Regions from separate parts of the Homo sapiens genome. Here region 1 is linked to region 2. A link is a loop called in an ENCODE intact Hi-C map of the cell type or tissue named here. Cell type or tissue: gastrocnemius medialis. All regions are shown on one strand. Links, peaks and the distances in the headings refer to the core of each region. The heading gives the core; the rest is flanking DNA. Region 1 overlaps LOC107985152 (a long non-coding RNA gene). Region 2 overlaps ME2 (malic enzyme 2).

What was found. Hi-C counts contacts between places; a loop is a spot of excess contacts. Peaks named below come from ENCODE experiments on the same cell type or tissue, not always from the same donor. Only the 100,000 strongest peaks of a DNase experiment are listed, where the experiment ranks them.
Region 1: it touches region 2 in a loop (4-fold over the local background); 1 of 110 quality-filtered maps calls a loop at or near these places.

The regions. Positions count from the first base shown.
Region 1 is chr18:50,992,448-50,996,850 of GRCh38, reverse strand. All of the region lies in intron 1 of LOC107985152 (a long non-coding RNA gene), which reads left to right. Among named protein-coding and RNA genes, the nearest start is that of ELAC1, 27 kb to the right of the region's middle. RefSeq lists a silencer at 4,038-4,332 and an enhancer at 4,323-4,403. In gastrocnemius medialis, for the core only: no CTCF peak of the experiment used is centred there; no DNase peak of the experiment used is centred there; H3K27ac peaks cover 1,068 bases.
Region 2 is chr18:50,932,466-50,936,868 of GRCh38, reverse strand. All of the region lies in intron 13 of ME2 (malic enzyme 2), which reads right to left. Among named protein-coding and RNA genes, the nearest start is that of ELAC1, 33 kb to the left of the region's middle. In gastrocnemius medialis, for the core only: no CTCF peak of the experiment used is centred there; no DNase peak of the experiment used is centred there.

The DNA.
Region 1 (4,403 bases), core at 84-4,083, 60 kb before region 2:
TTATTCTTTAAAATTTTCTATGTACATAATCATGTCACCTGCTAATGATGAAAGTTTTATTTCTTCCATTCCAATCTTCATTCTGTCTATCTATCTATCTATCTATCTATCTATCTATCTATCTATCTATATTGGTCTGGCTAAGACCTTCAAAGCAATATAGTACATGACCAGGCACAGTGGCTAATGCCTGTAATCCCAGCACTTTGGAAGGCTGAGGTGGGAGGATCTCTTGAGCCCAGGAGTTCAAGACCAGCCTGGGCAACATGGAGAGACCCCATCTCTATACAAAGTTTTAAAAATTAGCTGGGTGTGGTGGTGCACATTAAGGGTCTCTCCTATCCCTTTTTTTTTTTTTCTTTTAACAGTACTTTGAGTTGCTGTTTTATCTCATTCTTTTTTTTTTTTTTTTTTTTTTGAGATGGAGTTTCACTCTTCTTGCCCAGGCTGGAGTACAATGGCGTGATCTCGGCTCACCGCAACCTCCGCCTCCCAGGTTCAAGTGATTCTCCTACCTCAGCCTCCCCAGTAGCTGGGATTAGAAGCATGCTCCACCACGCCCAGCTAATTTTATATTTTTTTAGTAGAGATGGGGTTTCTCCATGTTGGTCAGGCTGGTCTCAAACTCCTGACCTCAAGTGATCTGCCCTCCTCAGCCTCCCAAAGCACTGGGATTACAAGCGTGAGCCACCACGCCTGGCTTTTATCTCTTATCTTAATAAGCTAAGAGTTCTTACTACAAATGACTATTAAATTTTATCAAAAAATGTTTTGTATCTGTGGAGATTGTCCCACAGTTTTTCCTCATTTATTTTATTAAGTGGAAAACACTGATTTTCAAATGTTAAATGAATCTTGCATTCCTGGAATAAACTCCTTTTATGAAGAGGTCTTATTCCTTTCATATTTCACTGGATTCAATTAGCTAATTATTTTCTTCAGGGTTTTTATGATAGAGACTAGCATGTAATTTTCCTTTCTTTTAATGTCCTTACATTTTGGCATCAAGGTTATGCTAAACTCATAAAATGAGTTGGAAAGTGTTCCCTCTTTTTCTACTTTCCAGAAGTGTTTGGAGAAGAAAGGTGTATTTCTTCCTCAATTGTTTAAAATGATTCACTAATCTGGCCCTCAAGATTTTTTTTTTGTAAGAAGGTTTCTTTTTTATCACAAATTCAATTTCTTTAATAAATAGAAAGTCTTGTTAGTCCTATTTACTTTCTGTGTCAGTTCTGGCAATTTTTTTTTTTAAGGAAGTTGTTTCAGTAACTTTGGAGTTATTTATAATATCCTTTTTTATCTTTCTAATGTAAGATCTGTAGCAATATCTTACAAACATAAGATCTGTAGGAATATCTCATTTTTCATTTCTGATACAGGTGTTTTGTAGACAATATTTTTCATAATCTATTATTGGATCAACTGATGAATGGATAAAATGTGGTATATCCATAGAATGGAATATTATTTGGTCATAAAAAGGAATAAAGGATTGATACAACATGGATACATCTTGAAAACATTATACTAGAAGAAGCCAGTCACGAAGGACCACATAATGTATGATTCCATCTATCTGAAATGTCCAAAATAGGCAAATCTATAGAGACAGCAGATTAGTGGTTGCCTAGGGATGGTAGGTTTGGGAGATGGGAAGGAGTGGGTGTGAGTGCCAATGAGTATGGGGTTTATTTGGGGGATACTGAAAATGTTCTAAAATTGATAGTGGTGATGGTTGTACAACTCTGTGAATATATGAAAAACTACCAAATTTTATGGCATGTGAATTATATCTCCATAAAGCTGCTTAAACAAATCTATCATTGGACAGATTAGATCCTCCTTCAGTTTTGTTCAAAACAAGTTGGAAACTACCTAACTTATAAAAGGTGTTAATCATTCATTTTTTTTCAACCTCAATATCAATATTCCAATTATCCCTTTCACTGGTATCCCAGAGGCTTTTCATTCTGGAACAATGCACAATACTACAGCAAAACACTTTGATTGCAATAATTCTCAGGAAGATAAACTCTACGAAATATTTCATATGAGAATATGCCTGTGTATCCTTAGAAAAGTCTTTACATATCTCCAGGGATACTATTACCTAGCCTGAAGGCCACTCTACTAGGCTATACTGCCTCTCGGTATAGGCATGCTGGGGAGGATTGTGCCCTGTTATCTGCTAGCTGTGTGAAAATGTATTCCATGGGAAGGCCCTTTGTAAGCCAGTTGGGATCAGCATTTGAGTTGCTGACCCAGACATGGGTACTTCTAAGGTACCCATGTCTGGGTCAACAACCGTAATCCCAGCACTTTAGAAGGCCGAGTGACAAGGTCATTTCCAGCCCAGGATGTGTCAAGAGATATAGTCAGACAAGCCTATGACATCTGGAAGCCATAACAATGTAGAAAACAACCCAGATAACCTTGGTTTCATTTGGTGACAGTGAACTAAACATTGTGTAGTTCTCTACCTGAGGCTGCCTGAATGATTTCTGGCAATTAAAGGTAGATTTATATAGCTGGACAACTTGATCCCTTGTCTTTCCCCTTTTACTTTTTCGTGGCTGCATTTCATCTTTGTACCTTCGATGTCTGCTGGGTGTATAATTAGCATCCTGACATCTGAGCAGCAGTGCTTCTCAGCTAGCTTTATTTAGGGGTGGAAATATTTTTTGCTTTGGATAAACTGAGGTACTGCTTCCCCCCAAAAAACTTCCTTGTTATACTGGATATGACAGCCTTTTAACCCTTGAAACATATCAAGGACACAGAAATATCTGTGTCTAGATTGCAGTTGGAGTTACCCTGTCCTTTAAGATATACATGAAATTGGCTCAACCCCTGTCACTCTCATTCCATGGGCTATGTTAAGGTCAATGTCCTCTTCACAATTTTCTGAAAATAACTGGGAAACATTGGTTCATGTAATCACCTCTGACTTCAGCTCCTGTGAACTGTATTAGTTTGGGGATTGTCTCACTCTCTTCCCTGCTGTCCTTTCTCCCCCCAGGTCAACCTAGTCATGGAATTTAGAACTTGTTCTCTTTTGGTGGTGTGCAGGGCTGGGGAGGGATCCCCAAGTCATATGTGTCTAGCAGACTTCAAAGAAAGTTAGGTAGAAAGTAGAGATTTAATTCCAAGCAATGCAGGCAACATAAAATTGAGTATCAGATATCTGTGTTCTTAAAAGTTTTCCCATTTTTCCTACCTGCATAGGGCTCCAGACTCCTGCCTGGGGCTTGGCTGTCTCCTCTCTGTTCTGATTCCCCTATACATTGCAAAAGCTAACATCCCAACTTTTTAGGCAGAGTAAATCTTTTTTCCAATCATTCCCATGGGTCTAGGTTTCTGTCTGCATATCATATGACACAAAACTAAAGCTTTAAAATTAGTACTTAAAAGGATTCACCCCATTAAAGTCACAGACAACCATTATCCTCCTTCCCACTTTTATTTCAGAGACTAGGGGTGGGTATTTTGTTTGTTTTTAATATTAATCAGGAAGAATTCCTAGGAAAACAAAGCACTGCATATTAACTGAATAACAGGATGACGGGGAAAACTGAACCAGTCAACACTATTTATTGAGTGCCTAATATGTTCCAGGCACCAAGCTAGGCACAGAGGGAAACAAAAGACACAGTTCTGCTCTTGGGAAGCTTACAATGCTAATGGGAAAGAGAAACATCGCTCACAGAAGCAAAATGAAAATAGTAAGTGCCAAGCACCAGGAAGGTCAGATGCAGGTGCTATAAGAGTAATATGCGGCCGGGCGCAGTGGACCATGCCTGTGTTCCCAGCACTTTGGGAGGCTGAGGCAGGCGGATCACAAGGTCAGGAGATCAAGAACATCTTGGCCAACATGGTGAAACCCCGTCTCTACCAAAAATACAAAAATTAGTTGGGCGTGGTAGTGCACACCTATAGTACCAGCTATATGGAGGCTGAGGCAGAAGAATCGCTTGAACCCAGGAGGCGGAGGTTGCAGGGAGCAGAGATCGCACCATTGCACTCTAGCCTGGCAACAGAGCGAGACTCCATCTCAAAAAAAAAAAAAAAAGAGTAATATGCTACCTAGTGGGGAGGCCAGGGAAGGTTTCCCTGAGGCTGTGGCTATAGGGCTGTGATCTGAAGGCCCAGGAAGGGTTAACTTGGGGAGAGGAGAAAGAGCATTCCAGGCAGAGGGAGCAGGCCTTGCAAAGGCTTTGCGACAACAGAAAGCCCTGACAAAGGACTGAAAGAAGACCCACGTGGCTAGGGCTGCAGAAGTGTAGAGGAAGATTAGATTGGGAAGGTGGGTAAGAAATGACCATTAAGTTTCAAGCAGGGGGAACATGAGACTCAAATGTGCATTTTGAAAAAAACAAAACACACAGACTCAGACTGCAGTATGG
Region 2 (4,403 bases), core at 94-4,093:
ACCTCAAACTCCTAGGCTCAAGTGATCATCTGTCCTCGGTGTCTGGAGTAGCTGGGACTACAGGCACATGTCACCACACCTGGCTAGTTAAATTTTTTTTGTGTGTGTAGAGACAGAGTCTCCCTATGTTGCCAGGGCTAGTCTCAAACTCTTGGCCTCAAGTGATCCTCCCATCTTGACATCCCAAAGTGCTGGGATTATGGGTGTGAGCCAATGTCCCCAGCTCCACATTATAATTTTTAATTTACCTTCCTGTCAATCAATGTAAGTCCCACATAACAGCTTAACTCTATTTAACGGAGCTATTGTTGTTGTGCATTTTAATTCTCTCTATATATATTTTTCAAAATCCCATGTGATGTTTGTTTCACTCTATATAAACAACATTCATTTTGTTGTACCCACCCACTTATTCATAACTTTCTTTGCTTTTCATTCCTTCCTACACCTTAGGGTTTCTATGTGGGATTATTTTCTTTTTCCCTAAGGAACAAAATTTCCTTTCCTTTAATATAAAAACAGTCTGCCAGGTGGTGAATCCCCGGTTTTTTGTTTTTCTGAAAAATGTCTTCATTTTGCTTTAATTCTTGAAGGATATTTTCACTGTGTAATGAATTCTAGGTTGGCAAGTATTTCCCATAAGCAACTTTAATAGGTCATTACCACTGCCTTGGTATCTTATTGTCACTGAGGAGTCTGCTGTCAGTCTAACGGTCGCTTCTTTGAAGGAAATCTTTTTGTTCTGACTGCTTTCATATTCTTCTCTTTGTGGTGATTCTGAAGCCTCACAATAATGTTCCTAGATGTAGATTTCTTTTTATGCATCCCACATGGGTTTCTGTGAGCTTTTTGAATATTGATTGTCAATCACCAGTTCTAAAAAAAAAACTCAGCCATGAGGCCGGCACATGTTGCCTCTGCTTCATTCTCATTTCTTCTAGGACTTCAATTAAAGATCTATCAATGAAATGTATGTCCCTTACCTATTTTTTTTTCTTTTTGGTCTCTCTGTGCTGCATTCTGGATTGCTTCTTCTGAGATATTTTCCAGTTGATTAATTCTCTCTGGTCTAATCTGCCATAAGCCTCATTCACTCTTTTTTTTTTTTTTTTTTTTTGAGACAGGGTCTTGCTCTGTCACCCAGGCTGGAGTGCAGTGGCCCAATCATGACTCACTCCAGCCTTGACCTCCCAAGCTCGAGTGATCTTCCCATCTCAGCCTCCTGAATAGCTAGGACTACAGGCATATGCCACTATGCCTGGCTAATTTTTTTTTTTTTTTTAATTTTATAGAGATGGGGGTCTCACTACGTTGCCAGGGCTGGTCTCAAACTCCTGGGCTCAAGCAATTCTTCCACCTTGGTCTCGCAAAGTGCTGGGATTACAGGCATGAGCCACTACACCCAGCTCACTCAGTTCTTATAGACTACTACATTTTTCAATTCTAGAATTTAGTGGTACTTGTCTTAAGTTTTTAAGATTGGCTTTTATCTCTATAAACATAATAAGCATATTTGTTTCATAGCATTTACGGTATATCCAGGGTTTCAGTGTGTCTGTTTTTCTTGTTTTTGCTGGTTTTGGCTTCTGTTGTTATGTCTCTTTATGTGCCTCATTATCTTTTTTTTTATTTTTCTACTTAGGTTGTACTTGAAAATTTATAAAAATAATTTGAGGACTAGGATGCCATTATCTTATTTCAGAGAAATTTTTGTTTGCTTCCGCTGGGCACTTGTGGGCACTGGCAGTCCCGAACAGAGGCTTGAGGTTTTCTAAATCACCCATTGCTGCTGCAAACTATACCCCCAATCCAAGGTACAGCACTTTAGGGTTTCAGTCCAGAGTGGGAGGTAGTGCCAGACTCGGACATGGTGCCGATCTTGTCCACTTTCCATGAAAAGCACAGCTGTACCTCTTAGCCACTTTCTTCCTGGTCTATATTTCCACTGTAAAACTGGCTTCAAAAGCTTGTTCTGTGCATTTGTTCCCTCCCTAACCTTGGTCCAGAATTCTCCAATATTCCATTAGAGTCAATATCTTATCCCTTTGACCCTTTTAAAGTCTTAAAAAAAATTTTCATCCGGTTGTTATAGTTGCTCAACTAGGTCATTCAAATATTAACAGTTTTTTTTTTAAGTTGCTTTATAAACAGACTTTCAGCCAATCCTCCTGCTTTTAGGCTCATTTCTGCCTCAAATGCCAGGTCATTTTATTTTATTTTTTTGAGACAGTCTCACTTTGTTGCCCAGGCTGGAGTGCACTGGCATGATGATGGCTCACTGCAGCCTGGACCTCCCAGGCTCATGCGATCCTTCCATCTCAGCCTCCTGACTAGCTGGGAATAGGGGTGTGCACCACTACACCTGGTTAATTTTTTTAATTTTTGGAAGAAACAAGGTCTCACTATGTTGCCCAGGCTGGTGTCAAACTTCTGGCCTCAAGCAATCCTCCTGCCTCGGCCTCCCAAAATGTTGGGATTACAGGCGAGAGCCACCATGCCTGACCAGGTCATTTTTAATGTCTATATTTATGGTATCCATAGCTGTTATTTAAGTTAGGATTTTAAAGTGTTATATAAAAATAATCAACTGCTAAATTCCTTAATACTCAGATATGATATAAAATATGGTTTTGCTGAATTTAGAACAACCATTCGACCCAGCAATCCTATTATTGGGTATATACTCAAAGGAATATAAATCATTCTACCATAAAGACACATGCATGTGTATGTTCACTGCAGCACTATTCACAATAGTAAAGACATAGAATTAATCTAAATGCCCATCAATGGTAAACTGGATAAAGTAAATGTGGCACATATACACCATGTGTATAAATAAAAAAAAATACTATGCAGCCAAAAAAATGAATGAGATCACGTCCTTTGCAGTAACATGCATGGAGCTGGAGGCTATTATCCTAAGTGAACTAACACAGGAACAGAAAACCAAATGCCGTATGTTCTCACTTGCAAGTGGAGCTAAGTGATAAGAACTCATGGACACAAAGAAGGGAACAACAGACACTGGGGCCTACTTAAGGGTAGAGGGCGGGAAGAGGGTAAGGATCAAACAACTACCTATCGGGTAGCATGCTTATTAGCCGGGTGATGAAATAATCTATACATGAAACCCCCTGCAACACACAATTTACCTATATAACAAACCTTCATATGTACCCCTGGAACTAAAAAAAAAAAGTTTAAAAAAATAGCTTTGTTAAAATCAGCAGAAAAGTATTTCCTTTCCTGCCCTCATGTCTTTTAGGCCATAGAAATGTTACTGAATAGAACACATTAATTTTGAACATTATCAAGTTCTAGAAAGAGATTATGGATGACAGGACAGTTTCTATTATAGAAGTTAGGTCTCAAGAGACATATAGGAAAACATGAGGGGCAAAAAAAAGGAGAAAAATATAGAAAAGTACCAGGATATTCACAGACTAAATACCCTCTTTACTTTGACAACAGTTATACATGCTTGCCTGATGCCAGCCTATATAAACTTGTCATATCTTAATTAGAGCCTGCTGTCAGCTAGTCAGGGAAAGACCTACCAGAAGAAAAAAGACACAAGTGCAAAAGAAAATCATACAAAATTCCTGTTTTACTCAACACAGTCTTGCTTAAAAGAAAGAGACAACTGAGGATCACTAGAAATTTATGGAAAATACAGCACAAAGGCAGAAACATTGAAAGGAATCCTAATAATTCTCCAGAAAAAGCTCAATGAGTACTGTAACCATTTTTGCTTTAAAAGTAGCTATTTAGAAAGAGCAATTCTAGAATAAAAAAGGTATTGGGAATAAAAATAAGTTGTTGAACTGAGGTAATGATAAACGATATTAAGCAATTATTATTAATTTCCTTTGGTGTGATACCAGTATACTGGGTGTATCTTACAAAATAAGAACACCTGGCTGGGCGTGGTGGCTCACACCTGTAATCCCAGCACTTTGGGATGGGCAGAACACCTGAGGTCAGGAGTTCGAGACCAGCCTGGTCAACATGGTGAAACCCCATCTCTACTAAAAATACAAAAATTAGCTGAGTGTGGTGGTGCATGCCTGTAGTCCCAGATACTCGGGAGGCTGAGGCAGGGGAACTGCTTGAACCTGGGAAATAAATCTATCAGTCACGATGGTAACCATCAGAAGAACTCCCAGCAAATTATTGACAATGGTTCTGAGAAGTATGATTAAGGAGGTACACCAAGGGGAGATAGAAAGGGTTACATAATTTTGTGCCATTCTGTTCCTCTGCATTTTTACAAATCATGCAATATATTATTTCTATAATAAAAACAAATTTAATTAACAATATGAATAAATTTTCAGAGAAAGTGGAGCATGCTGAATTTGATGAATTCCTTGAGTTTCCTTGTACATTTATACCAAAAT